2 separate regions of the Homo sapiens genome follow, and region 2 is linked to region 1. The links are chromatin loops, found by intact Hi-C in ENCODE. Cell type or tissue: gastrocnemius medialis. All regions are shown on one strand. Each heading gives the region's core, and the rest is flanking DNA. Links, peaks and the distances in the headings are about the cores only. Region 1 overlaps GAS7 (growth arrest specific 7). Region 2 overlaps GAS7 (growth arrest specific 7).

Region 1 (14,681 bases), core at 5,218-10,217:
AACAAAGTTGAGGAACCCCGGAGTGCTGAAGCCCTGGTTCTTGAAATCCTCGCTTCCCTCTTTTCCTCTTCCCCTCTCTTCTTCCCTCCCTCCCTTCCCTTCGGGCTTCTTTTTCCTTCCTCCCTTCCTTCTACCCATCCTCCTTCCCTCCTTCTTTCTCACCCCCCCCTTTTTCCTTCCTTCCACCCGTTCTCCTTCCTCATCTATCACATATTAAACATAGTACAGCCTAATGTTTCCCCAGGTGTGTTAAACAGGATAGCAATTCTGCCAGATGTGTATTGTAAGTGTTATGCAGTGATAGTAAAGGGTCAGTGTTACGGTCCAAAGAATTTAGGACAAACACCCCATTATTCAGATTGAGTTTATTTACAGTAGGCCTTTTAGAATATGCTGACATGCGCTTGAAATCTCAAACAAGGCAACAGCATGCAGCATCCTTCCGCGCACACAGACGCAGAACCCGTTGAGGGAAATACAGCAGGGCTACCGTGAAATCCACTTTGGGACACACAGTCATGGCCACAGAATGCAAGGTTTGAAGTGGGGCAGTTCCGTGCTCATCCGGTCTGATGACATAGGGCACAATTACAGCCTCCTTCCTCCCACCACATCCTGGAAGGCCTCGCAGGTTCCTTGGTCACCATGCTCACCTTCTCAGGAGGATCCACTGTCCACCATGGCCCATTTAGGGGAGCAGTTTTACATAAATACCTTTCTGTTCCAGAAATTTCTCTCTGGCCACCTGGTCCTCACTGTCTCTCCTAGTTGTCTAAGATGTGAACTGCGTTCCCAAAGACAGACTGATAAAAGATTTTCCCACATGGTTGTGAATAGTGAAACACCTGTGGCTGCTTTCCAGGACATCAGAGGTTAAACAGGCCTTTGTAAGGTCCCAGGAGCCTCAGCCAGCAAGAACACTGGTTCTAGGGGAACATGCACTTCTTCCAGCAGAAGGTGTCAGGGCCTTCCCTGGAGTCAGGGGTGAGGTCTAAGTCAGAGTGCTGGGGAAGCTGCTTTGAACCTGAGACTGGCTAATTTCGCAAGAAGCGAGGGTCTTCCTTTGCTCCTGCAGGGGAGAGGAGAGCTGTCCCAGGCTTCCTGATCTGGAGAAGAAGGTGTGGGCGAGGGTGAGGCTCTGGGTTCAGGAGCCCCCTCCCCAGAGAGCCCCTGCTCAGAGGAAGCACAGCTGCCTCCCTAACCATATCCCTGGCCGGCTCCTCAGGCTCAAAGGAAGGTCCTCCTTGCCCTTCAGCCTCTGCAAAGGCATTCACTCTCTCCCCTTTAATCTAGGTTCCCTGAGGCTACTGGAGGCCTAAGGATGATCCCTCAGTGGGCTGAAGCCCCAAGGCTGAGCAAAGCCAGATCCTGAACCCATGTTTCCTGAAACACTCCCACAACCGCCCACCAGGACAACCTCAAAAAATAATAGATTTCTTTTATCCTTAAGAAAAACACGTAAGTTCAATGCATATCCCAGGCCCAGAGGCTCAGAAAGGTATTCACTTTCCACATTTGCACTGTTGACACAAAAGCCACAGATGCCTATTTGAATTTAAACAAATCAAATTTAAATAAAATCTAAATGCAATATGATTTCCAGGACTGGATCCAAGAACAGAAAAAGGACATGAATGGAAAAACTCATGACATCTGAATAAAGTCTAACATTCAGTTACTCGTAATGCACGATGTCAATTTCATGGTTTTGACAAATGTACCGTGGTTATGTAAGATGTCAACCGGGAGAACTGAGTACAGAAGGCACAGGAAGTTACTGTCTTTATAGCTTTTCTGTAAATTAAAAATTGTTCCCCAAATTTTAACAAGGTATTAAATTAATGAAAAATTCAGCTCCTTGGACATACCAGCCCCATTCAAGTACTCAAGAGCCACACATGGCTAGTGGCTACCATATTGGAAGGCACAGAGAAAGAATGCTTATACTGTCACAGAGGGTTCTACTGGACAACACTGCCCTGTACTGTCTTCATTCTACCCAATGACTCATACATGAAACTCCCAGCATCTCCCTTTTCACTCATTTTCTTTCTCTTTGCCTGTTACTATTTCTCTCTACAAATCAGTATTTCCACACTGCACGTTAAGCCCAGCCCAAAGAGGACTTTCAATATTTGCAGCAGTTACTGAATGGCGTCTTAGGTGTTCTGTTTTGGTTTAAAGTTTATTTCTTACTCATGCGGGTCTCACCCAGAAAGCCTGGCATTAAACACCTCTAGTAAAGCTACTGAATAAACACAGCTTCCATAACTCTGGTGATATTAAAGGATGGAATGCAGGCAAAGTCCCCAGCCCAGGTCTGATCCTAAGTAGCACCCAACATTCAAAGACTGGAGTCTAGTTTGTGCGGGGGTGGGGAAGGGGGGGGTTGGGGGAGGACTCTAGGCATGTTTCTAGAACTCTCTTCCCAGTTGGCAACCTGGCTGCCTCTGCTTACCAGTATCCAACAAACCTGCACTAATAAGAATGAACCAGCTCTGTGGGTGGCCCTTCAAACTCTCTCTAGAAGTTAACAAAGCTACAACACAAAAGTAAAGCTGGCTGGGCATGGCGGCTCATGCCTGTAACCCCAGCACTTTGGGAGGCTGAGGCTGGAGGATCACTGGATTCTGAGTTTGAAACCAGCCTGGGCAATATAGTGGGATCTTGTCTCTATGAAAAATTCTTTAAAAATTAGCTGGGCAAGGTGGCATGTGCCTATAGTCCCAATTAATCGGGAGGCTGAGGTGAGAGAATCCCTCGAGCCCAGGAGGTCAAGGCTGCAGTGAGCCATGATCACACCACTGCACTCCAGCCTGGGCAACAGAGCAAGACCCCACCTCAAACAAACAAAATAATCCAAAAGCATGCATGGATGGGCAGGGCCTCGTTTTATCTCTCTCCAGGCCCTCAAGTTTATGAATGGGGAAAATGAGGCCTGGCAAGGAGAAACATGCCCAAGGCCCCAGTTTAACATTTGTAATTTCACAAATCTAGGATGCCAGTGATTGAGGCCAGCAGTGGCTCATGTCTGTAATTTGGGTAATTTTGGGAGGATCACTTGAGACCAGGAGTTCAAAACCAGTCTGAGCAATATGGCAAAACACTGTTTCTACAGAAAAAAATAATAATAAGAAGAAGAAAATAAAATAAGAAAATTAGCGGGGTGTGGTGGCACACGCCTGTAGTTCCAGCTACTTGAGAGGCTGAGGCAGGAGGACTGCTTGAGCCCTGGAGGAGGAGGCTGCAGTGAGCTATGATCATGACACTGTATTCCAGCCTGAGTAACAGAGCAAGACCATGTCTCTAATAAACTAGTATATACTATTGATTGTAAGATGCATCTGACTTCCAAGATATTAATATGTCAGGGGAAAATGTATGTCTCAGAATCAATGACACAGGACTCTTCATGCTGACGTAGGGAGCTGCTGCTTCTTGCTTCAATGGGCCATGGTCTGGGAACCCTTGAGCAGCGCTGAACTGAGGCTCTGGGTCACTCTAGAACTGAGCTTCCCCACCTCGGCACTAGTAAACATTTAGGGCCAGGTGATTCTTTGTTGTGAAGACTTGCCTGTGCATTGTGGGATGTTCAGCAGCAGCCCTGGCCTCTACCCACTAAATGCCTGTAGCCCCTCCCCCCGGTGCTGGCAGTCAAAAATATCTCCAGACATTGCCGAATGTCCCCTGGTAGGCAAAACCACCCAAAAGAGGGAGGAAAGCTTAACACATATGTGGTATGTTTCAAACAAAGAAACAAAGCACAAACGAACTGAGTTAAATAGGTTTCTTCATTTCAGGCCTTCCTGCAGTCTTCAGAATGCTAATGTGCCTGTCCTTCTTCATCCTCCTTCATGGAGCACGGATACATCTGGGATCCCAAGGATTCCACCTTAGGAAATACTACCCCAGCACCCTGGGGATGGGGGCAGAGGGGGACAGGAGTTGTCAACACACTCAGTCTAGCCTTGGCCATGCGGGCAATTCTCATCTCTATATCTGACCTTCTCCACCCATCTCCCCACCTTTCTCAGCCCCCTTTAGGGGCCCAGCACACAGTGCAGCGCTGGACAGAGAGAGGCTCTTGATGCACCTGTAGGGTAAAGAAGGGAGCCTGTTAAACCCAGGCCTCTAAGCCAGGGACCGGAGGCAGCTCCTGTGAGCATCCCTTCTGCAGGACAGCCCCCATCAACAGCAGAGAGGACAAGATGCTGCCTGTGGAGGGTCCCAGGAGAGCAGGCTTTGGAGAAGTGACCCCATGACTCAAAGGGCAAGTCTCGACCAGCCTCACCAACGGGGCAGGCTGCGAGTCACACGTGCTGTCTCTACACATCCGAGCCTCCCTCTGCCGGCCTCCCTGTCCTGTCCTCCTTCACCGACCACTCTGGCTGGAAAAGACAGCTGGGTTACCTTTTTAGTGTCTGGCTGGCCTGGAGCCAGCCAGGAAAAAGGACACACCTTGCGTCATTCGCACTGGCATTTTGATTGTTTTAAAAAAAAAAAAAAACACAAGAACAACATTGAAAGAGAAGCCAGTGGGCTCAGAACTGCCTGCTGTCACACGGCAGCTACAGTACGAACGGGCCCATTTCTGGGGACTTGGTCTGAGATGGCAGCACTCACTGTCTCCCTAGGAAATCCGTCACAGCTGCCCCATGTCCCTCCCACACAGGGGGTTCCTTTCTTATTTTTTTAAAAATTTAATAATATAAATATAAATAAAGTGCTTTTGAAAACCTAAAATAATTTTTGATAGAAAACACCCACCTTCCTATCACCTCTCCCACGCCTCAGCTGATTTTCTAGAGGTAATATTTTCCCATCTTTTCCAGTTTTGAGCTCTTCTGCTGGCAACTGTCATATGCCTAAGCAATATGCTTTGAATGTGCACTTTCATGTCTTCAGGTCTCAATGCTAGACAATATCCAAAGACTCCCTGCTCTGAAAGGTGAGGATCTGGCCACTCGCTTTGCGTCCCACCTCCCTCTTCCGATCCAGTATTCCAGAGTCCTGTGATTACCTTTGGTCCTTCCTGTGGTTCCCTGTGCTGCTTCAGGTAAACTATTTAGACCAGGGATTACTTTTTCTTCTGAAAACTTTACACAGGCTCTCACCTCCCTTCCACAGAAGCTGAGGATGTCACGCTCAAGGCATTGGAAGATTAAATTCCCAGCCCCAACCACAACTTTGACTTTCATGCTTTGCTGCCAGATTGACTCCTGAAGTCGAAAACCAACAAGTGTGCTCCACACACCATAGGATGGTGGAGACATTGGTGAATTAGTTCAACACGGAAGCCAGGCTCTGCGGACTGAGGATATCACAAAAGAAACAGACAAAGTCCCCACCCTCAGGGAGCTTACAGTCTAGCATGGGAGAGTGAAGGTCAACTAGGAACAGGATGATGGGGACATTAAAATAGCATGCGGCTGAGATCTAAAGTGACTGCATGAGGGCTCAAAATTGAGTGGTCAGGGAAGGCTTCTTGGAGGAGGTGACATTTTTAAAAAGCCACATGAAAGGAGATGTTGTTCTCCCTGCTGATGGGTCCCATAACCTGCCTTCCAGAATCTCAGACCTAGATGTCTCCCAAGAGGCCCCTGAACAAACCTCCCACCTATTATAGGAATGTCCATTTCAGCCAGGCGCGGTGGCTCACACCTTTAATCCCAGCACTTTGAGAGGCCAAAACAGGTGGATCACTTGAGACCAGGAGCTCAAGACCAGCCTGGCCAACATGGCGAAATCCCGTCTCTACTAAAAATACACAAATTAGCCGGGTGTGGTGGTGCGCACCTGCAATCGCAGCTACTCGGGAGGCTGGGGAACAAGAATCCATTGAACCCAGAAGGGGAGGTTGCAGTGAGCCGAGACTGCACCACTGCACTCCAGCCTGGGTGACAGAATGAGACCCTGTCTCAAAAGAGAAACAAACAAACAAACAAAAAAGAACGTCCATCTCAACTGCCTCTGCTTGATTACCTTTGCAGATGGGGAACTCACACCCTCAAAAGGTCTCCCTCACACTGTTTCAGGTGTTTTATTTGAAAGCTGCCTTGTAAACATCTACCTCCTTTTAGCTTCTACTCCGTGATGTCCACAAGAGCCACATAGGGTGGTTCTGTCCACACTTCAGGTCTTCCTGCCCCTGACAGACAGGAAAGAGCTCTGACACCTCACCTCCCCCAGCCATCTCCTCCCACTAAGCGCCTGAGGAGGAGTGTGCAGGAGGCCACCAGAGCTGCTGCTGGCACTGCCAGGGAGACACCAACCTGCTTGGCAGCAGGCCTAAGGGACCCTCTCCCAGGCCCAACCCCTCCCTGGGTTTGCTACATCAGCCAGGTTTAAGACCCAGGACCCATCATCTCAGCCTCTCCACTGAATGTGGCATCAGGGCCCTCCCAGTTGCCCCAAAGCAGACAGCGGACATTACCTGTTGGAGGCAGAGAGCTCCTGTGAGAGCCAGGGCTGGCTGGAATCCCAGGAGAACTGCTGGGACGTTCCCAGGTGGTCTCTGGTGAAAGAAGAGCAAAGAAAATCACTTTGAGAATGTCACAGGGCAGAACCTGAGTTTCACAGAGCAGAAGGAGATGCTCAGAGCTGGAGAAAAAGAGAGACAGCCAATCGCCCTCCTCCCCAACCCTGGCCAGACAGGACCCTGCTTTCTGCTCCCATATCCATCCATCTCCCTTCCTGGCCCCTGCCCCCTTCCACCATCCCATGACCACAGAGCTTGTTTTTGCTGGGGGCCCTTCTTGATGAGGCTGGGGCCAGAAGGAGATGGACTTCCTGTTGAGATGTCAAGATCCTCTAAAATATCCTCTGCCCCAACCTGCCTCTTCATTCACCCCTACTTTGTCTCGGGGCTCTGGACTCTTCTCCTGGAACCCTGAAGTTGCCAACCAGGTATTTCTCCCCAAATGTCCACTGTTACCTGAAACTCCAAAGCACAGAGGTGCAGGAGCCTGTAAAGAGACAGGGGCCCTCTGCCACCTGGTGGTGACTTCCAAGTTTCTTCCTGATTTCGCAGTTCTAAGTCTCATTTGAGCTGTAACTGCTGAATTTGCCTGGTCACCTCTCTCTCTTCCAATGCCCTGCTACAGGCTCTAATCAGAAATAAAACTGGCCGGGCACAGTGGCTCACAACTGTAATCCCAGCACTTTGGGAGGCCTAGGTGGGCAGATCACTTGAGGTCAGGAGTTCGAGACCGGCCTGGCCAACATGGTGAAACCCTGTCTCTACTAAAAACACAAAAATTAGCCAGGCGTGGTGGCACGTGCCTGTGATCCCAGCTACTCAGGAGGCTGAGGCAGGAGAACCCTTGAACCTGGGAGGCAGAGGTTGCAGTGAGCCGAGATTGTGCCACTGCACTCCAGCCTGGGAGACAGAATGAGACTCTGCCTCAAAAAAAAAGAAAGAAAGAAAGGAAAGAAAGGAAAGAAAGGAAAGAAAGGAAAGAAAGAAAGAAAGAAAGAAAGAAAGAAAGAAAGAAAGAAAGCAAAGAAAGCAAAGAAAGAGAGAAAACTAATACTGCAAGCTATAGTATTGTCCCCCAAACACTACTTTACCCATTTCACTGCCATGAGCAGAGACTTCTTATGAAGTTATCTAGTGATAAAAATAATACTTTCTCACTACATACAATTTGATAATGCAGGAAAACACACAAAAATAAATATCACCCATCATCCCACCATTCAGAGGTCATCACCATCAACATTTTGGTATCCATATGTTGATTTGTTTTCTAAGCATATGTTTCTCTTTAAAATGAGACAAAATCAAACTATAGATTCTTTTTATGTATAAATTTTTGTGAATACCTTTCCAAAATCTGTCCAGGCACAGTGGTTCATGCGTCTTATCTCAATACTTTTGGGAGGCTGAGGTGGGTGAATTGCTTAAACTCAGGAGTTTGAGACCAGCCTGGGCAAGATGGTGAAACCCCATCTCCACCAAAAATACAAAAATTAGCCAGGTGTGGTAGCACGTGCCTGTGGTCCCAGCTACTCAGGAGGCTGAGCTGGGAGGATTACTGGAGCCTGGGAAGTCGAGGCTGCAGTGAGCCATGATGGCGCCACTACACTCCAGCCTGGGTGACAGAGCAAGACCCTGTCTCAAAAAATGAAAATAGGCCGGGCGCGGTGGCTCATGTCTGTAATCCCAGCAATTTGGGAGGCCGAGGCGGGTGGATCACTTGAGGTCAGGGGTTCGAGACCACCCTGACCAACATGGTGAAACCCGATCTCCACTAAAAATAACAAAAATTAGCTGGGCGCGATGGTGTGTGCCTGTAATCCAGCTACTCAGGAGGCTGAAGCACGAGAATCGCTTGGTCCTGGGAGGTGGAGGTTGCAGTGAGCTGAGACCATGCCACTGCACTCCAGCCTGGGTGACAGAGTGAGACTCCATCTCAAAAATAAATAAACAAATAAAATAAAAATAAATTTTAAAAACTTTCCAAAATCACTGAAGGGGGCGGTATAGCAAAGTAGTTAGGCTCTGTTTAGTGTGGTGATTCTAGACCCAGACTGCCTGGGTTGGAATCCAGCTCTGCCTCTCACCACCACTATCCTTGGCCAAGCTACTTATTCTCTGTGACTCCCTTTCCTCCTATGTAAAATGAGTTCAATAAGGTGTCCACCCAAGGGAGATACTGTACCAATACCAAAGGCCCACATACATGCCTCTAGCGCTAAGTCATTTTTAAAGTTAGTCTGATATGAGGATATAACATTATTTAGTTAAAAATTCCATTACTGAAAATTCAATTGTTTCAAACAATAAAAACAAAACTGGGTTCTTGACTCAACTTTGCTCCTAAACTACCGTGCAGCCCTAGGCAAATCGCACCACCCTTCTGGTCCTCTGATGCTTCATCCAAAATAAAGAGGTTCGGCTACTTGGTCTCGTAGGCCCCAATACTCCCGCTCTCTAGGTGTGATTGGTGGTCTCAAGGCCCATGGTTTGGGTTTCAGGAAGGGTGAACCTGGACTCCAGGGGCAGGCATAACAGGGGTAATATGGTCCCTTCATGTCTTAAGGGAGAGAAAACAGAATTGAGGGTGATCTGGAAAGCAGAGACGGTGTGAACATAAACCAGACAGTAGTAGGGTCTTTTATGAGGAGTGACAAGGAGAGAGGCTGCCAGCAGGCTTAGGAGCTTCTCCAAGGGACCCACTGGCTGGCAAGAGCAGGAAGCCTTGGAGAACTTACTTCAAAGACCACTGCCCTGCTTAGGGCCCACGTCATAAGCCATTCATACGCTGAGTGACCTCTGGAATCATCTGAACTCTATATTCTGTTTTTCTCAACTATAAAATGGGGATGAAAATGGTACCTAAGTAGGCTGGGAAAGAGCATTAATTGGGTTCACCTGTACAAAGCACTTAGGATAACATCGGGCACATGGTATGTGCTTTCTCAGCACTAAATAAAACAGACAGACAAGCCCGGTGGAGCTTCGATGAGCAAAAGCAGCGAGGTGGGCATCCCCAGGAGCAGATGCACCATCCAGCCTCAGGCTCCTTCCTAGGCAGGCTTCTCTTCTCTCCTGCCCGTTGAATCAGCCCTGCCTGGAGGCCGCACTGTTGCCTTCACATCCACAGAGTCAAGACCGGGCTCCCCTCTCCACCCTCTCCTCCGAGTCTCCTGGGTTCCCTGGCCCCTGGACAACCAGGGACAGGGCTCACTCACCATCACCAGCTCCACCCTATGTCCCATCCCTCATATCTAATTGGTTCCCAGGGCCTGGAGATGCCCCTCCATCACGTTCCTCTTGTCTTCTCCATGTCACTCCAGAGCCAGTCTCCCTGCCTTTTGAAATCCGTCCACTCACAGCTAGTGGACCACTCACCCTAGAGCCCAGCTTTCGCCGGAGGTCACTTCACAGCGAAAATCCCTGGCTAGCTCCTTTCCAACATGGCACACGGAATCAATTCCGAAGTCCACTGGCCTCCTGGCAAAGTGCTCCAGGATCCCAACCCTGACTGCATCCAGACTGACATCCCACTGGCTTCACTTCAGGCCCAGTTAACTTGCCTCGCCGATCTCTAAATACGCCTTTCCCGTATTGTTCACCCATACCTGCCGCCTCCTGCTCCCCCATCCCTGGATATCACAACCTTGTTCACTCATCAAGTCTCAACTAAAATGTCTCTTCCACCATGCAGCCTATCAAGATTGCTCTTCTTCCCTGCAAAGAGTTCTTCCCCAGACTCTCTAGAGTGGGTGCTGTAGTGCACCACCCAAATCTCTCTAGCTGCAGAGGCTCATAGCTGAGTCCCTCTCAGGGAACCGCCCTTAGCCAAAGAGAGCTGCCGTGCCCAAGGCTATGCCTAGAGTAGGGGTGCAGGGTGCACATCTAATGACTGGGGTGAGAGGGGATCAACGGCCCACCAATCCCCTTGTCTCAAATCAAACAATTCTGAAGGCCCCTCCCAGCTCAGAGCTCCCCACGGCGCTGCCGAGGCCTCCTTGGTGGCCGCATTGCAATGCTGCTTCCTTCCTTCCCCGGGGGTTGCTCCCAGGAGCACACACCCTACTGAAACTCCTGCATGTAAATCTGCCTCAAGTCTTCTTGAGAACCTGACCTAAGTCCTGCAACACACACATTCCATCCAGCTTTTTTCTAGGAAATCAGCACTTTGTCCATCCCTCAGACAGCTCAGATCCTAACCTTGACACCTTATCTCCTTGAGGGTCGAAGCCACGGCTGGTTCGCCCTCTCAAATACGGCACCTGGCCTGAAGGATGCAAGGACAGATGGGCCAACAGAAAGACGGACATTGTGACAGCACAAGAGAGATTCCCACCTGATGTGCTCTCCAGGAATAAACAGCAGGGAAAAGGTCCCAGAAAACTTTCCCTTTGTGCTGCTGCCACCACCCCTTTGGTGGCTGACACCATTGACCTTATTTTAAAAGGAAGTCCCACCAGCTGATGTGCAGACACCACCTTTGATCTTCTGGTTGGGGCAGAGGGTCACAATTCATGCACTGACTACTCCTTCCATCCTTGCACCCATTCATCCATCACTGTTTGCCTACTACCTGCGAGCCATCACCAACCACTGCGGACCCAAAATAACATCTGGACTATTGAACAGAGAAGCTGCTGGTCCCCGTTCCTCTCCCCATCCCCCATCCTTGAGCCCTCCATGAAGGGAACTACCAGTACAGAGGCAATCAGAACAGCAGCCAGCAGCTCCGGGGGCTGCAGGAGGCTCTGAAACCCTAGGTGGACGCTGGCCTGCAGTCTGAATGCTGCTGTCCATGTGGGGACCCGATGGGAGGCCCCTTTCCCTGCCCTCACTGGCCTGGTCAACTCCCAGACCCCCCACAAGCTAGAGTCTCCGTAAGTACCATATCCCTCCCCTCTAACCTCCAAATGGGCCCCATCAGGGACGATGCAGCTGCCTGAAGGATTCAGCCCAGTCCATCTCCTTGTCTTGGCGAGATCTGACCAACCCATAACACAAAGACACTGTGAGCCTGGGGCAGGGATGGTGCTGAGCCAGGCCAGGCCAGGCCAGGCAGACATCTGGAGAGAGCCACTGGGGCTCTGGCTGGGTGACCTCACCAGCAGCAGGACAAGTCACCCCAGAGGACCATACTACCCACAGGGAGGAAGCCGTGTCCAGGTCTTTTCCAATACAAGATTCCCTAATCTGCTTACAACACATCTGGCTCCTTGACCAAGTCACAGTAAGACTGAAGCGGCAGCTCCAGGCCTCAAGAGATGCTGGATTGAGACCCTTCTGCATTCTCTGGACGTCCATCCCTGTGGTCTTAGGTCATCCCGGATGACTGCCCACACTCTACTAACAGAGCCATGGCCACACAGGCCCCAGAGGTTCTAGGAGGAACAGTGCGGTCAGAGTGGAAGAAGTGAGATGTGCCCCGGGGAGCCTCTTCCCACCCCACCTAATTCACACAAAACACATATTTTCCTAGTGGTAACTAGAACTCCATTCAGACCTCTTCCGCTGAGACCCAGAGAGCCATATACTGGCCATGGATGAAACCAGTCTAAGGGAGGTACTATTTTAGCATTAATGCTAAGAGCCAAAGATGTTAATCTTCTCCTCAGCGAATGCCAGTGTCTACCCCACATAGAATAAAACTTATAAAGACAGCTGGGCACAGTGGCACACGCCTGTAGTCCCAGCTACTTGGGAGGCTGATGCAATAGGATCCAGGAGTTCAAGTCCAGCCTGGACAACACAGCAAGACCCTATCTCTATAAATGAATAAATGAATGGATGAGTGAGTGAATGAATAATTTGTAAAGTGAGAGACCAGTTGAAAGCTTGAAGACTATGTAAATCTGAGTTTCAAAGCACAGATGCCCCTTCTTCAAAATAATAATAATAAATTTTAAAAACAGTGAGCTAGGCGGAAGTTATTAATTTTAAATAGTCACTTCCGGGCTTCATTTCCCCTTGTTAAGGCTGCATCCTGCCTGCATTAGCAATATTGGGCTCCAGTGGGAAAGCCACAAGGAGCCCCTGGACCTAAGCCACTGGTTATGGTGACTGGCCATGGGCCCACCTACAAGCCTCTGGCCCCCAGTGGCCTCCTGCTGGGGCTCGTCCACTTTTCTTGGCTTGTGCCGGCTCTCTGCTGCCCCCTGTGGTTATCAGGTAAAATAACCACAGATACCAGAGCAGAAGGAAATGGACTCTGGGGTCTTGACTTTGATCTGAGATTCCTGCAGTCTTCTCCTCTTTGCCTCTCTTTATACTCACCCTTCTGTGCTACTTGCTCTATCTCCTCCTCCCCCACCACCAAATTTTCTTTCTTCCTTGCCCTGGTTTGGCGGTCTCTCTACCCATGGCTTCTCTCCTTGCCCTGTAGTCCTCACAAGGAGGGTCTGCCTAGCTATGGCCAGGTTTTTCTAGTCAGATGGCAGCCCTGCCACTCCGTTTCTCAGCCCTTCTCCCTTCCTACCCAGAAGCTGGCTTGCCCCCAGGCTATGCTGCCCTGTCCTCCAAGCGAGCCCCATTGCCTTGGTCCAGGCAGATGCAGAATTTGCAATCAGGCCACATTCTCCTGGAGGCCCCTGCTTATCTCCCTTGGCCAATACAAAAGCAGCAGTTCACAGAGACCTGGTTCCCTCCTGCGCACCAGAGTTTCCTCCATCTCTGGTTTTTCAATGCCTTCCAGTACAGCCATTGCTACAAGACATTTGAAATTCCCTCTTAAAAGTAAATGGCTGAGGCAGGAGAATTGCTTGAAGCCAGGAGGCGGAGGTTGTGGTGAGCAGAGATCGCGTCGTTGCACTCCAGCCTGGGTGACAGAGCAAGACTCCATCTCGAAAAAAAAAATTAAATGATATTTAAATCACAACCACAGTTTCTCTGCAGGAAAGAAACTACTCTCTGAAGAACCATTTACGCCTGGTCACGCCAAGCCCCTCCACATCTGGCATCCCCTTCAGCGGTCACAAAACACCTATGAGATAGGTGCTGTCATTTCCTTTTTTTTTTTTTTTTTGAGACGGAGTCTCGCTCTGTTGCCCAGACCGGAGTACAGTGGCGCGATATCAGCTCACTGCAAGCTCCGCCTCCCAGGTTCCCGCCATTCTCCTGCCTCAGCCTCCTGAAGAGCTGGGACTACAGGAGCCTGCCACCACGCCCGGCTAATTTTTTTGTATTTTTAGTAGAGACAGGGTTTCACCGTGTTAGCCAGGATGGTCTCGATCTCCTGACCTCATGATCCGTCTGTCTCAGCCTCCCAAAGTGCTGGGACTACGCGCCCGGCCCATTTCCACTTTTAATGGAAGGAACTGAGGCCTCAGTGAGAAGTGGCATCTCTGGAACTCAGTCTGACAACAAAGACCACCATTTTCTGGCCACACTCACCGTGTCTGAGCTCTAGGCTGGGACTCTGGGAGCTGCAGCAAAACAGTGTATTTTAATCTATAAACAACCCTTTATTTGAGAATCATCCTCAATATGAATATTATTATTATTCATTCAACACATATTTGAGGGCCTATTCTGTGTCAGGCACTGTGCTGGACACGGGGTTATATTGCAGGAAATATAAGTGGTTAAACTCCTCCTCCTTCAGCTTAAATTCTAGTGGTCATTATGCCATTCCATCTTTAGTTAATTTTAGACACATGCACATGTGTATAAAATGTGTATGTGTATAAAATTTTCCATAAGTGAAAACTTAAAAATTTTCTAATGGGATTGGGGGAGGGAGTTGTGCCAGGAGACAAAAAATAAGCAAAACATATCAGGTTAGCTCTTGGTACACACTAAGGAGAATAAAGCAAGGAAGGGGGATAGAAAGTGTTATGAGAACGAAGCTGTAATTTAAGAATGGCCAGGGAAGGCCTCACCAAGAAAGGAACACAGAATGAAGATCTGAGAGAAATGTATTATGTATCTATTGTTACATCGCAAATTACCCCCAATTTAACAGTTGGAAACATCAAACATTCATTATTTCATATTGTTTTAGCACATCAGGAATCAGAGAGTGGCTTAGCTGGGCAATTGTGCCTCAGGTTCCCCCATGAGCTTGGGGTCAGGAAGTCAGTGGGTGCTGCCTCATTTGAAGGCTTGACTGGGGCTGGAGGAGCTACTTGTAAGAAAGCTCACCCTGGCCGGGCATGGTGGCTCACGCCTGTAATCCCAGCACTTTGGGAGGCAGAGGTGGACGGATCAT
Region 2 (14,681 bases), core at 6,182-11,181, 54 kb before region 1:
CATCATTGTGGCTCATAGGTACTCTGATAGGAAAGTCAAAGAGAACAGGGAAGGTTATGTCTCCAGGCCCCAGGCCTAGCTGCGAACCATACCCCTAGCTATGCCACACACCAGACGCGAGTGTGCCTTGAATAACAGAGCCCACACCAAGGCATTTATTCATTTTGTTCTTGGTCCAAGGCCAATGACTGGACCCTTGATCCCAAGAGGCACTGAACCGGAGAGAAGAAAGTGGATGCTGCACCGTAAAATGCATTTTTTTCTTTTTTTTTTTTTTTTTGAGACGGAGTCTGGCTCTGTCACCCAGGCTGGAGTGCAGTGGCGCAATCTCGGCTCACTGCAACCTCCACCTCCCGGGTTCAAGTGATTCTTCTGCCTCAGCCTCCCGAGTAGCTGGTACCACAGGCATGCGCCACCACCCCTGGCTAGTTTTTGTATTTTTAGTAGAGATGGGGTTTCACCATATCGGCCAGGCTAGTCTCGAACTCCTGACCTTGTGATCCGCCCGCCTCAGCCTCCGAAATGCAAATGCATTTCTAGCAAGAGCTCCTGCCTGGCCGAGGAGGAGGGCGGCGTGCTGCTCTGTACACTGTGAAACTCCCTGAGCCCTGTGTGTCAATGCTGATTTTGAGAAATTGCTTCAGGAACTTCCACAGCATTGGGAAACAGAGTAGGTGAAGGGGGCTGTACCTTCTCTCTATGGCAGCCCAAGAGCTTGAAATTGGAACTTTTTAGAACAGTATTGGTTAAGACCATGGATTGTGGGACAAGAATGCCTTTGTTGGCCAGGCGCGGTGCCTCACGCCTGTAATCCCAGCACTTTGGGAGGCCGAGGCGGGTGGATCACGAGGTCAGGACATCGAGACCATCCTGGCTAACACGGTGAAACCCCGTCTCTACTAAAAATATAAAAAATTAGCCAGGCGTGGTGGCAGGCGCCTGTAGTCCCAGCTACTCGGGAGGCTGAGGCAGGAGAATGGCATGAACCAGGGAGGCGGAGCTTGCAGTGAGCAGAGATCGCACCACTGCACTCCAGCCTGGGCGACAGAGCAAGACTCCATCTCAAAAAAAAAAAAAAAAAAGCCTTTGTTGTCATCCCAGCTCAACTACTTATTAGCTATGTAATCGTAGACAAGTCGGTTATCCTGCGCTTGCCTCCGTGTCTTCATCTGTAAAATGGAGATAACGATTGTACCTTTACCAAGTTGTTATGAGGAATAAATATGTCAAAATATGTAAAGCACTTAGAATAGAGATGGGCGTAGAGAGCCAAATATTAATATGGGCTATGGTGGTGATGAAGATGATGATGATGATGATGATGATGATGATGATCCCTGAGGATCTGATGTCTTTCCTTCTAGTAGCCTTGGAAAAGATGAGGAAGAGGGAGGAAAGGAACAGAAGGAAAGAACAGGTGGCATTTCCTGAGCAACAGGCTGTCCAGCAAAATGGCGACAAGCAGAGTCTCTGGAATGAGAGGAGACTGAATTGTGGCTTCGCCGCTCCACCACTGTGGACCTCATGGAAGGTTCTCATTTTCTCTGCCATCAGTCTTCTCATTTGTAAAGGGTATAAAAATACCTCCCTGCAGGGGGACTGTGCTGATCAAAAGAGACAATGCTCTAAAGCATGGAGGCTGGCCACAGCGAGTGCTCAGAAGAGGCGGTATTTTTCAGAGTTAGGTCTAAGGACTGTCACTTTCGTCACAAAATAATTCCAAACTACAGGAATGAGAGACCGTATTATCTGATGACAATGCAATAAAACTATGTAAAAAAAAATAGCAAGATTAGAAAACAACAACAAAGCCCTTGCTTGTAAACATATAAAGATTTTCTTTGAAACAATTCTTGGTTCGAAGATCAAATGAAAACCCAAATAGCAAAACATAATGAAAATAGCAGAAATAAAACCACCACAAATAAGAACCTGTGGAATATGGTTAGACCACCAGTGTAAGGAAAAATAAATGTCTGGTGGGTTACATATTTCACTGTCTTTTTTTGTTTGTTTGTTTGTTTTGTTTTTTGAGACAGAGTCTCACTCTCTTGCCCAGGCTGGAGTGCAGTGCTGCGATCTCAGCTCACTGCAACCTCTGCCTTCTGGGTTCAAGCGATTCTCCTGCTTTGGCCTCCCAAGTAGCTTGGATTACAGGCACACACCACCACACCCAGCTAAGTTTTGTATTTTTAGTAGAGACGAGGTTTCACTATGTTGGCCAGGCTGGTCTTGAACTCCTGACCTCGTGATCTGCCCGCCTGGGCCTCCCAAAGTGCTGGGATTACAGGCGTGAGCCACCACGGCCGGCCTTCACTATTTTAAAAACAAAAACAAAAATAAACACCTGAAACAAAAAAAAAAAGTAAGAAAAAACCCTCTAGGTGATTAAAAAAAAAGATCTAAATCAGCTCCGAAATCTAGGCTTCTTATGGGAAATATCACTGTACAGAAAAACAGCAAGAAAAAATAGACAAACAAGCAAAAAAAAAAAATTACAAAGAACAAAACTAAAAGACAAATGACAATCTAGGAAAAATATCTGCAATTAAAATGAAAAACGATTCATCTCCCTGATAGATAAAGAATCTATGGTCAGTGGGGAAAGGATATGAGTTAATCAGTTCACAGAAAGTACAACAATGATTTATATGTATATTTTACATACTCAACCTGGGTTATGGAGAAAAGCAAATTAAAAACAAAATATCATTTTTCCCCACTCACTACCAATTTCAAATCTTGATAACACACAATGTTGATAAGCATTTAGAGAACAGGCATTATTCATAGATGCTGTTGATAGGTGCTCTCTCTGGAAAGCAATTTGGAAATATCCATCAAGACGAATAATACCCTTTGACTCAGCAACTATATTCTCTCTATATGCAGATCTGGTCTTAGGCACACACAAAGATGCAGGTACAATAACACAGCTTCACTGGCTGGCAAGCACTCTGAAACAATCTAAGAGTCCTAAACCTCAGTTAAGGGAATGATGAAACAAATTTGGGTACAATCATACAACTGGACACTGGCCAGCCATTAAAAAGTTTGATATGCATGAATGGATGGGCAAAAAGATTTACAGAAATGAAAAAGAGGTATTTCCAAGATATATTAAATAAGTTCAGAAGATAGATTGTATGATCAAATGTATATAAATTTAAATATTTAAAAATCAAAACACTAGGAAGAGATGGTGATTATTTCTGTGAATAGCATTTTATATTCTTGTCTGCTGATTAAAATATTTTGCCATGTACCAATACTGTTTTTGCAATATAATTGTTTTTTGAGGTAGAGTCTCTCTCTGTCACCCAGGCTGGAATGCAATGGTGTGATCATAGTTCACCGCAGCCTTAACCTCCTGGGTTCAAGCCATCCTCCACCTTAGCCTCCTGAGTAGCTGATTCTACAGGCATGCACCACCATGCCTAGCTAATTTTTTCAAATTTTTTTGTAGAGATGAGGTACTATGTTGCCCAGGCTGGTCTCGAACTCCTGGGCTCAACTGATCCTCCTGCCTCAGCCTCTCAGACTGCCGGATTACAGGTGTTAGCCACTGCACCTGGCCTATAAGTTATTTTTTTAATAACTTAATAATTTAAACAGATCTCTTCCCCTTCTGTGCCCCCCCTTCTCTCTACCAATAAATATACTGTGCCCTCTACTTCTTGATCCTGTAATTTATTATTGTGCATTATAAGATTTGTATAATAAACGTTATCCTTCTATTACATTATTTTTTATTGACTTATTTCTATCTTACCTTATTTTGAAATGTAAGGTGGCTGCTTTCTTCTATAATGAAGGAATTGTAACAGGTTCACCAGAAATTGAGGTGAAAGGGACCTACAGACCAAACTCTAATACTACGGCACACATTCTAATTCCAGAGGCAACATGCGTGTCCTCTCGTGCAGTGAAACGTGGCTTCCCTTAGATCTAGTTACCGAGGTTTTCACTGGTTCTACCAGGCCTTCTCTTCCTCTTTGTGTATTAGCTAACTTTGACCACTAGGTGGAAGCAGAAACCAACTCATTGGGAGACTATTCCCAAGAGACTGAAATCTGGTTATTTCTTTAAACAAAGTGTCAGCCTCTGTTCCCAGGGCAGGAGCCCATCCCCATAGGTGAACCTTCAGAGAGAGCATTGCTTCCTGGGGAAGTGGGCAGCTTGGGTGAGCTGTGTGCTTCTGTGGGCTCTGAACAGGGACAGGGCCCTGAGCTCTCAGTGCATGAAGGAGTTTGTCCACCTCCTGGTCAGAGATCTGGGGCTTGGGCGGAAAACAAAAAAAGCCACGACCAGGGAGAGAGTAAGGAGTCCAGCCTCTACCATGCCCCAGAACTAGCCCGGCCTGTGTCCTTCCTCTGACCCCCAAAGTCTCTTTCTTTGAGATCTCTGGGTGTGGGTCAGAGAGAAGGGAAGAGGGGGTACCTCCTGGCAAACAAGGGAAGTAATTTCCTCGCTGCAGTCTTGCAAAGGAGAGATGCACCCTCGCCAGTCACCTCATCTCCTAGCCCCGTGCCCTCTCCTTCTGTGTGCACTGACCAGGCCAGGCGGGTGCCCAGCACTTACCAGCCTGTGTGGACTTTCTCCGCGCCTTCTTGATGTCCTCCTCTGTCTTGTTGCTCAGCTTGATCTCCAGCTGCTGGGTCTTCATCTCCAGGTCTCTCTGCCGCTCTGTGAGGGCTTTCCGGGCCTGGGGTCCAAGGACACGGAGAAGCTGCTCATACAGCTCGGAGCCAGTGGGCCTCCTGGGCCACGCAGCCCAGCTTCCCTTTGGAGTCCTTTCGCCCCTTGTTTGTGTGGATGATGCCACAGTGGTCCAGAGAGGCCCAGCAGCCAGAGTGGCACCACCCAGCTAGGTAGAGGCTACAACCCAACTCTTTTCGTCCTTGCCTCTTCCAGTGACATCTGGACTCAGCCTACCTCAATCTCTCAAACCACGTTTTTTTCCCGATGGAGCCTGTACAAAGACTGGGGACCTAGGCAGTCCTAAAGTCACAGCCCCTCTGCTTGGAAGGGACCACAAAGGCCATCTGTGTCACCTCCCTGCAGCACTTAATAGGATGTAGCAACAGCCCTCCCGTTCTGGAGCTGGACAAGCCTCGGCCCTCTTGTTCCCCTCACTGTACTGCCTTTCCTCCAGGCCACCACTGGCATCTCTGTGGTCCTTGGGTGGCGGCAGTTGGCTGGGCCCAGGGTGTCCCAGCAGTTTGAGCCCCCTTCTCCTCTCTAAGGCACTGGGGACTGGGAATCAGTCCCTGGGGCACACTCTCTTCCCTCTAAGGCTGAACATCAGTTCCCTGGAGGTGAGACCACCCAGGACTCAGCCTCATCCCTGAGCAGGAAGGAGAGCAGGGAGGCGGTGACTGAGTCAGGACGACTCAGCCAGGTGAGGCTTAAACACGGGGCCCCACGTGAACCAGCAGCAGCACTGCTAGGCTCGGGGTTTAACTGGTCGCCAACAGCCACTCGACTGCCCACTGCAGCTGCAGCCTCTCCTCGCACCCCTGGCCCTCTGGGTGGTCATTCCAGCACCACAGGGAGGCAGCTCCTATCTGCCCTTGGATGGGTGGGGTGCTCTGGCGTAGGCACGAGGCTTGGACATCCCCCTATTCCCCTACCTGGGGACAAAGACTCAGCCTTGGCGTATGGAGCCACTGCTGGCTTCCCAGTCCCCCTTCTTCCAGGCAGTCCCCCATGCACCTGCCCTGGCCCAGCGTCCTGGGCCTCTCACCTTCTCCACCGAGGCATAGCGGCTGGCGAGCTGCTTGCGAAGGTCGGCAATGTGGTGGTCGCACTTCTTCATGTCTTTCTTGAAGTTCTCACGGAAGTTCATCAGGGGCTTCTCCACCTCGCTGTGAAGCTGTTGGGAGAGTAGAGACGCACACTCAGGACCCAGGGCATCAGCTGTAAGCCAGTGCAGGGAGGAGGGATGGGAGGGGCACCCCCACTTCCCCAGGCAAGTGAGGATGAGTCTGGGGTAGCGACCTGGCAGGAAGGTGAGAGACACCCCCTGACACGTGGCTGCCTATCAGGTCTCAGCTTAGGCAGGTCACCTTAGCTCAGGAGGCCCCCACACACGTCTACAGGATAAGTGGTTAGCAACTAGAGCCTTCTGATTTCCCCATCTGTTAACTACTTTTTTTCTGAGCTTCTGCAGCTTTTAAATTTTTAGAATTTTTTACTATTTATGGTTTATAATATGCTGTTTTGAAATATGTATATATTGTGGAATGGCTAAATCAAGTTAATAATCAATGGGCTGGGCACGGTGGCTCATGCCTGTAATCCCAGCACTTTGGGAGGCCAAGGCAGGTTGATCACCTGAGGTCAGGAGTTCGAGACCAGCCTGGCCAACATGGTGAAACCCCATCTCTACTACATACACACACACACACACACACACACACACACACACACACACACACAAATTAGCTGGGAGTGGTGGCAGGTGCCTGTAATCCCAGCTACTCAGGAGGCTGAGGCAGGAAATCACTTGAACCTGGGAGGTTGCAGTGAGCCGAGATTGTGCCACTGCACTTCAGCCTGGGTGACAGAGTGAGACTTGGTCTCAAAAAAAAAAAACAAAACAAACAAACAAAAAACAATAATAATCAATGACCTCACACACTTATTTTATCCCACAGCTTCTTGCACGGCTTTGTTCTTATGTCTCTCTCCCTTATTTTCCGAACTGAGAGCTTTCTGGGGACAGAAACCACATCAGCGTCTGTGTCTCCAAGCACTCAGCACAGTGACTGGGGTACGCGGCTTCAGTAAAGAACAGTCGAATGAATGCCATTCAATTAGAAGGTCTCAGGTCAGTCCTATTTATCGAACATCTACTCCATGGCAGGTGCTGAGAATACAAAGGTGAGCTAGACAGGGTCCAAACCTCGAGGAACTGATGGTGGGAACTGTTGGAGACCTGCTGGAAACTCACAAGGGCAACTGTCCCGCATTGCGCTCATAAAGACATTCTCAGCTTGCTGGGCTGCCTGGAGCACAGGCAAAGGGAACCGCCCTGTATCCCAGGGGCCAGAGAAAAGGGTTTATGCTGTCAGAAGAGCTGGGTGGCATCAGGGTTTTAAGCTTTTTTCTTCTCTTTTATTCCTTCCCTCTTTCCCATCCCACCCCCCTTTAAAAGAACTTTTCCTTAAAATTTGTTCCTTTTGTTTGTGAGCATAACATTTATTTATTTTTTATTTATTTATTTATTTTTTTGAGACAGAGTCTCGCTCTGTCGCCCAGGCTGGAGTGCAGCGACGCGATCTCGGCTCACTGCAAGCCTCGCCTTCCAGGTTCACGCCATTCTCCTGTCTCAGCCTCCCGAGTAGCTGGGACTACAGGCACCTGCCACCACGCCCGGCTAATTTTTTTTTTTTTTTTGTATTTTTAGTAGAGATGGGGTTTCACCGTGTTAGTCAGGATGGTCTCGATCTCCTGACCTCGTGATCCGCCCGCCTCGGCCTCCCAAAGTGCTGGGATTACAGGCGTGAGCCACCGTGCCCAGCCCATAACATTTATAAGAAAACAGATCAACGGGACCTGCTGTGGTCAAAGCCAGGTGGCACCCTAGCCCTGTGCACCCCTCCCACCCCACTGCCTGGAATCAGGCAACTCTCTTCAACCTATGACCACCCCACCACCGCAAATCTGCCTCCACCGGTCTTAGAGGTGTCTCTAGGGAGCACAGCTCAACTTCCCTGGACAGATGATATCCCAACGAGGGTTCTGTGACTTCTCTCCTCTCCCTCAGGTTTTTGCTGTACAATATCTTTTTCTCTGGATACAACCAGGACTTAGGTGTCCCTATTCTAAGCAACTGACTTACACGGGGCTGGGAGCTCCAAGCGGGCAGGGGCCCCATCTGGGTTGAGCACTGCTGTGCCCAGTGTCTGACCTGGGCTGGGGCTGGGTGGGTGCCCCTTCTGTGTTTGTAGAGAGAATGACAAACTCTTCAGAGCTCAATCCCCTGGGTGACAAGAAGACAGCTTTGTCGCTGGATGACCGTCACAGACTAACAGAGAACTGGCCATCCAAACACCCCTCTCTCCTCCTCGTGTTAGTTGTAAATATGTCCTACTATTTTTTTTGAGCCCCTGGAACCTTCCCTGTATAGGAAAACATCCCCACCTGGCGGCAGTTTGCAGGATGCTACAAAAATCTTGAGAGCTTACGAGAATAAATAAACCCCTTTCCCACGTATATAGGTTTGGCATTTGCTGAGTAGGAGCAGCTGTACGACTCCGGGAATCTGGGAGAGTTAGCTCAGCCTGCTGACTCAGAAACTCCGGGGTCTCTAAGGACATGGAAAGCAAGTGACTTTCAGGCTTTAATACGCCCAGGAATGACCTGAAGAGTTTTCAACATTAAGGTTTCCTGGACCCCAGCCCCAGGTTCTGTGGTCTGGGGAAAAGCCCATGAACCTGCCAATATGCCAGGAAGCTTTCCCCAAATTCAAATGACATTCTGGAAGCGTGACGCTGCTAACTATCACAAGTGATTTGATTCCACAGATGAGGATGCCTGGCATCTCCATCTCGCTACAGACATCAAGTATTTTATTTATTTATTTATTTTTTTGAGACGGAGTCTCACTCTGTCTCCCAGGCTGGAGTGCAATGGCGCAATCTTGGCTCACTGCAAGCTCCACCTCCCAGGTTCAAGCCGTTCTCCTGCCTCAGCCTCCCAAGTAGCTGGGATTACAGGCACCCGCCACCAAACCTGGCTAATTTTTTTTTGTATTTTTAGTAGAGACGGGGTTTCACCATGTTAGCCAGGATGGTCTTGATCTCCTGACCTCATGATCCGCCCGCCTCGGCCTCCCAAAGTGCTGGGATTACAGGTGTGAGCCACTGTGCCCGACGATATTAAGTACTTTTAAAAGACAGTTTTTTTTTTCCTTTAAAATGGTTAGGCTGGTATCTTTAGTACCCATTCTTAACTTTTAAGCATCTCTGTTGAACCAGGAATCAGAAGTCCTTCCTCAAAGTGTCCTCACAGACTCAGGCCGGCCTGTCATGGCCCATCAGTTTTTCTTTCCAAAACTCTCGCTCTCTTTGCTTCCTTTTCATCTCACACATCAGAAGAGAATAAGAGAAGTTCCAAGTTGGTAGGAATTTCAGACACTGTCTAGTCTGATATTTTTCAGACGGTGTGCGGCCGAGAGTTGTGAAATCGATTTAATGGGCCAGGACCAGCTTTTTGGTGAGAACAGACCAGACTTGAACAGAAAATACCAGAGTACATTTTAAGTAGGAGGATAAATACTGTTTTATGAAACGTTTGTTTCAGCTACAGATGTGTGTGAATGTCTGTGTGCAGATATCGGAGTGGATACCTACAGACAGGTTCTGAATGCTCACATAAAATGCATCATTGTAAGTCACTGTCAGATAAGTGTAAAGAGACTGATCTGGTCTGAATTCTTCATTTCATATGTGAAGAAATGAAACCCCAGGGGAGCTAAGTGACTTGCTCAAGGTCACAGAGCTTGTTAGTGACAATACTGAGATACAACTCATGTCTCCTCACTCCTGTCCCCTAAATCTTCTGATGGAACGCAGAGCCTCTACCGCATGAGATTTTCTATCAGCAGAAGGAATTCTGCTCTTCTCCCTTCTTCAGCAGGAGCCAGGTATAACTTTCTTTGTATACGGCTCTCTCATTTCTTTAGCAATCTGTTGCTATTAGCAATGGCTTGAGCTAATGGACCAGAAAAACCACAAAAATTGCTGCAACAAAATTGCATTTCTTAAAGAGCTTTTACCCCTGACACAGAGCATTCAGAGCAGAATTTCAATAAGTCTTTTGGAGCAGACATTAAAAACGGTTTTTGGCATATGGAGCTATATTATTCATGGCAGTCAAATACATCCTTGGAGCCACTTTCTTCTCAAGGAATCGCCATAAAACCACTAGGCTGCTGCGATGACCGCTTGAGGCCACCAACACTGACCGACAGGCTGGAAGCAGCCGAGAGCCTCTCGTAGCAAAGTCTGTTTTGCATGACGGGTCTTCATGAGCTTCCTGTCAACTGAATGGTGAGGTCCACCCTGTGTCCTGAACACTAACTTAAAATGTTCTGAGCATGTGGTTGTCCAGGGCCAGTCTGCAGTAGCCCATTGGCAACCCCTGGAAAGGCACAGGCTCAAGAAGAGGCTGTGTTTTCAATGCCATTGGTCTGCCAAAGCAGGGGAGCTGCTGGAAGAAAAGCTCTGGGGACCAAGTCTCCCATTCGCTCAGTCCTTTCCTTTGCTTCCTCTGTGACTGAACCCACCTGGCTGTGTGACCATGGGCTGTGATCTCACCCCACCTCTTCTCACTGTGAAATGTGTATGCTATCTCGCGTGGTGGTTGACGGCAATGAGTTATATCCTGCACACAGCCATCCACACCACTTATGTCACCACTACCACGTCGGAGAGAGTTTTGCCACCTGTTGAGCACTCTAAACAATCAAGAATCAGGGGTCCTGCTGATGGGGAGTAAATGCCACCAAGATTCCCGGGGACCCAGCAGGTGACCTTTCCAAAGCTCGCAACTCTGGCTCCCAGCCCCACCCCATCACAATGGCAGCCCGCCCAGGATCTTCCCAGTCAATGGAAGTTTCTACCACAGCAGAGAATGGAGCTGCTGGGGGCCCCGACAGGGGAAGGGAGGCCTTGAGGGGAAAGCTACTCATGATCTGCAGCTGAAAAATAACTTGCTGTTTTGGATGCAATGCAGGAAAAAGATCCATTCACGGAGTTCCCTTCTCTGCCAGGACTTGAGTAGCAATTTTCTACTGAAGCGCTTGGTGTAATGAGGTTAGTTAGCATGCCTTCACTGGCTGGGAATTCTCACTCACATCTGGGTGTCAACTCAATCTTGGGGCACACTAAGCCATGGGGAGCTGTAGCAGCTCTGTTCCCTCTTCCAACCCAGCTCTTTAGAAAGTCCTTTCACGTGTCTCAGTCATCTGAGTCATTCATTCTGCCTTCTGTGTGCCGAGTACCACCACGGGGTACATCGTATGGGATCCCAAAGCAGGGACTTGCAATTGCAGTAGGAACGACACTAGGAAAGAGACAGGACCAGTGAGTGCTGAACGTGGAAGTCCCAGGAAGGAGCGACCATCTCTGAGGGATGCTACCTTCAAATGATCAAGCACGTGTTTAAAGAAGGGAGACTCAGCGTTTAGGCACTTTACCCTGCTGTGTCTGACTAGTGATGGTGGGAGGACAGAGGGAAGAGCGAGGAGGCCAGGGTCACTGGGATGGTGCACTCTGAAAGGTCCCCCCCGCTTTTTTTTTTTTTTTTTTTGAGACAGAGTCTCACTCTGTTGCCAGGCTGGAGTGCAGTGGCGTGAACTCGGCTCACTGCAACTTCTGCCTCCAGGGTTCAAGAGATTCTCCTGCTTCAGCCTCCCGAGTAGCTGGGACTACAGGCATGCGCCACCAAGCCCAGCTAATTTTTGTATTTTTAGTAGAGATGGGGTTTCACCATGTTGGCCAGGATGGTCTCGATCTCATGATCTCATGATCCACCCACCTCAGCCTCTCAAAGTGCTGGGATTACAGGCGTGAGCCACCACGCCTGGCCCCTTTCTTTAAAAGGCAAGCCTGTTAATGGGTAGCCCCACCAATCATGTACACTTTAGAGTGGATTACTTCACTGAGAGATTTAGTTTATTTTTCATCTAAAAATTAGCTGAGAGTCGGAGAGAAAACCTGGAGGTATGTGCCAGGGAGTGGGGAAGGGAGAGTCACTTGGAAACATGGAGAAATCTTGAGAGAAAGCAGACCTGAAAAGACTGGGGGTGGGGTGGAGATAGTCAGAGGGCTCTGTTCATTCATGACTCAATAAGAAAATATTTATTAAGCATCTACTACATGCAAGACACCATCCTGAGCCCTGAGGATGGGAATAGGACAGAAACACCCTGCCCTCGAGTCCTGGCACTAGTATCTTCAGAATTAAATGAAAGAGGGATGCTTTATGGTCGGGAGTGGTGGCTCACGCCTATAATCCTAGCACTTTGGGAGGCGGAGGAGGGTGGATCATGAGGTGAGGAGTTCAACACCAGCCTGGCCAACACGGTGAAACCCCATCTCTACTAAAAATACAAAAAATTAGCTGGGTGTGGTGGCAGGCGCCTGTAGTCCCAGCTACTCGGGAGGCTGAGGCAGGAGAATCACTTGAACCCGGGAGGCGGAGCTTGCAGTGAGCTGAGATCGCACCACTGCACTCCAGCCTGGGCGACAAAGCAAGACTCTGTCTCAAAATCAATAAATCAATAAATCAATCAATAAATAAATGAATAAATAAATAAAGAAGGACCCTTTACTTGTTCTGAAATTTTGCAACAACCACAAATTTAAAAAAAATTCTCCCTTTGGCATAACCTAATGTTCCCTGACACTAGGAAGAGACAGGACATCCTACTCCATCCCTTTGAAAGCCAGGCAAAAAGAAAGCAGGGCTTCGTCACTCAGGGGCTGCCCTGAGAAACTGGGCAGGTGTGCTAAGGCCTGCTCCCAGTGGCTCCCAAGAGCTGAATGTTAAATTTTCAGGAATTCTGTTTGCTGGTTGTTAAACACGGCCATTATCAAAAAGGAAATGATATGAACTTATAATTGAATAAAAATTATATTAAAAACGAAGGTAATAGGCCAGGTATAGTGGCTCATGTCTGTGATCCCAGCATTTTGGGAGGTAGAGGCAGGAAGACTGCTTGAAGCCAGGAGGTTCAAGACCAGCCTGGGGAAAATAGCGAGACCCCATCTCTACAAATAAATAAAAAAATTACCCAGGCATGGTTGCATACACCTGTTGTCCCAGCTACTTGGGAGGCTGAGGTGGGAGAATCGTTTGAGCCCAGGAGGCTGAGGCTGCAGTGAGCTATGATCATGTCACTGCACTCCAGCCTGGGCAACACAGTGAGACCTTGTCTTTTTAAAAATAACAAAACATAAAAAACAAAGGCAATAAATACCTAGCACTTACCACCTCCTAACTACACTTTACTATTTTCCATGCTCTTGGTGGATATTGATGGTTATTTGTGCTACTGTGTCTATACAAAAATGCACCACCTCATGGTGAGCCACTGGGCAGATATCTCTTCCCAACTCCGTATTCCGTGACTTCATGTTGATAGCCTGAAGTTTACACCAGGGAAAATGGCAAACGGCAAACTGGAGAGACAGTTGTTAACTATTTTTTAGTACCCCAGTGTGTAAGACCAACTGAGGGTGGCTGCAGGGAGGGGTTACCTTGGCAGAGAACTTGAGGTGAACTTCTGCTTCGTCCGCCAGGCTCTTCTTCACCTGGGCCCACGCCTCTCCCAAGGAGCTGCAACACAAAGACCATGAGACTCAGGTCACAAGCCAAAGCCCTTCCTGAGGCAGGATGGTGGGGCTCCACCCCAGGTCTCGGGGAGGTATATGACAGCTGAGAATGTGGACGCGGATGAGGCAGAAGTCAGGCAGAAACCAGACATGAGCATCACGTTTCAACTCACAGAGTCAGATGAGCCACCAAGGTCCAAGTGAGCTCACCTTACCTCTGGAGCTAAGGAAACAGACTGTGGCGCACAGCCAAGAGGTGGGGGGGGTGGGGATTCCTAGAAATCCAGAGGCTCGAAAGGACCCAGGAAGGTGCCGGAAGCAGGTGTGGGGACATTCCAAAGCCTCAGCTGCAGTGAGGGCCTTGACCCCTGGGCCGTCACTGTCCCCAGAGCTTTCACATCACCCCTCCCTGGTTTGCTGATGAGGGGTGCAAGCATCTGCTAATAAATCAAGGAAGGAAAACAGGTTCTATTCCAGGGAGAAGCTCTTTTCATTTGTTTATTAGTTTGTTCCTTGAGACAGTCTTGCTCTGTCGCCTAGGCTGGAGTACAATGGCGCGATCTTGGCTCATGGCAACCTCTGCCTCCTGGGTTCAAGCGATTCTCCTGTCTCAGCCTCCCGAGTAGCTGGGATTACAGGCGTGTGCCACCACATCCGGCTAATTTTTATATTTTTAGTAGAGACGGGGTTTTGCCATGTTGGCCAGGCCGGTCTCGAACTCCTGACCAACTGAGAGCAGCTGCAGGGAGGGGTTACCTCGGCCTCCCAAAGTACTGGGATTACAGGCATAAGCCACCATGCCCAGCCGGAGAAGCTCTTTTCAAACAGCAGGTATCACACAGCGCTGCTTATAGGAAAAACCCAGCTCCTTGGCTTCCAGGAGTGGGGAAGATGGACTGTGTGGGTCTAGTGACCTAGATGCAGCCACAGGGCAGAGAAGGCTCCCACGGCCATCCTAGGAAGCACGGTCTCCTCTAGCACTGCTTCTCTAGCTGTGAGCCCTGATGCTGCCCACAGCTTACTAGAGAAGGGCCAAGTCCTCTTAGCAGCATCACTTCTCCACTCCAAGGAGAGGCTTCACGTAGAAGAAATCTCCTGAAGTCCCTAAGACTTGCCAATGCAGGCCCCAGGCTACATTCTCTATGATTTGGAGCTCTTTAACCGCATGACCCTTCCAAGTGATACCCCCGCTTTCTTGCTCCCAGCCTCTTCAACACAGCCAGTAAATCCAGGCTGAATGTTCTGTTGACTTAATATCATCCAAAAGCCACTTCCCCCAGAGAATTCATTAAAGTCGAGTGGCAAAAGCTGAATAAAAGACAGCATGTGGTGAGG

Evidence for each region. A loop is a pair of places that touch in the nucleus more often than their neighbours do. Peaks named below come from ENCODE experiments on the same cell type or tissue, not always from the same donor. Only the 100,000 strongest peaks of a DNase experiment are listed, where the experiment ranks them.
Region 2: it touches region 1 in a loop (9-fold over the local background); 5 of 110 quality-filtered maps call a loop at or near these places.

The regions. Positions count from the first base shown.
Region 1 is chr17:9,975,371-9,990,051 of GRCh38, forward strand. It overlaps GAS7 (growth arrest specific 7), which reads right to left. Exons shown (of 14, transcript NM_201433.2): 3 at 6,434-6,514. Among named protein-coding and RNA genes, the nearest start is that of RCVRN, 77 kb to the left of the region's middle. RefSeq lists an enhancer at 5,780-6,281. In gastrocnemius medialis, for the core only: no CTCF peak of the experiment used is centred there; no DNase peak of the experiment used is centred there.
Region 2 is chr17:9,920,895-9,935,575 of GRCh38, forward strand. It overlaps GAS7 (growth arrest specific 7), which reads right to left. Exons shown (of 14, transcript NM_201433.2): 9 at 13,272-13,350; 10 at 5,747-5,875; 11 at 4,582-4,705. Among named protein-coding and RNA genes, the nearest start is that of RCVRN, 23 kb to the left of the region's middle. RefSeq lists an enhancer at 4,163-5,089. In gastrocnemius medialis, for the core only: a CTCF peak has its summit at 8,163 (motif pointing left); a DNase peak (open chromatin) is centred at 8,256; H3K27ac peaks cover 826 bases; H3K27me3 peaks cover 578 bases.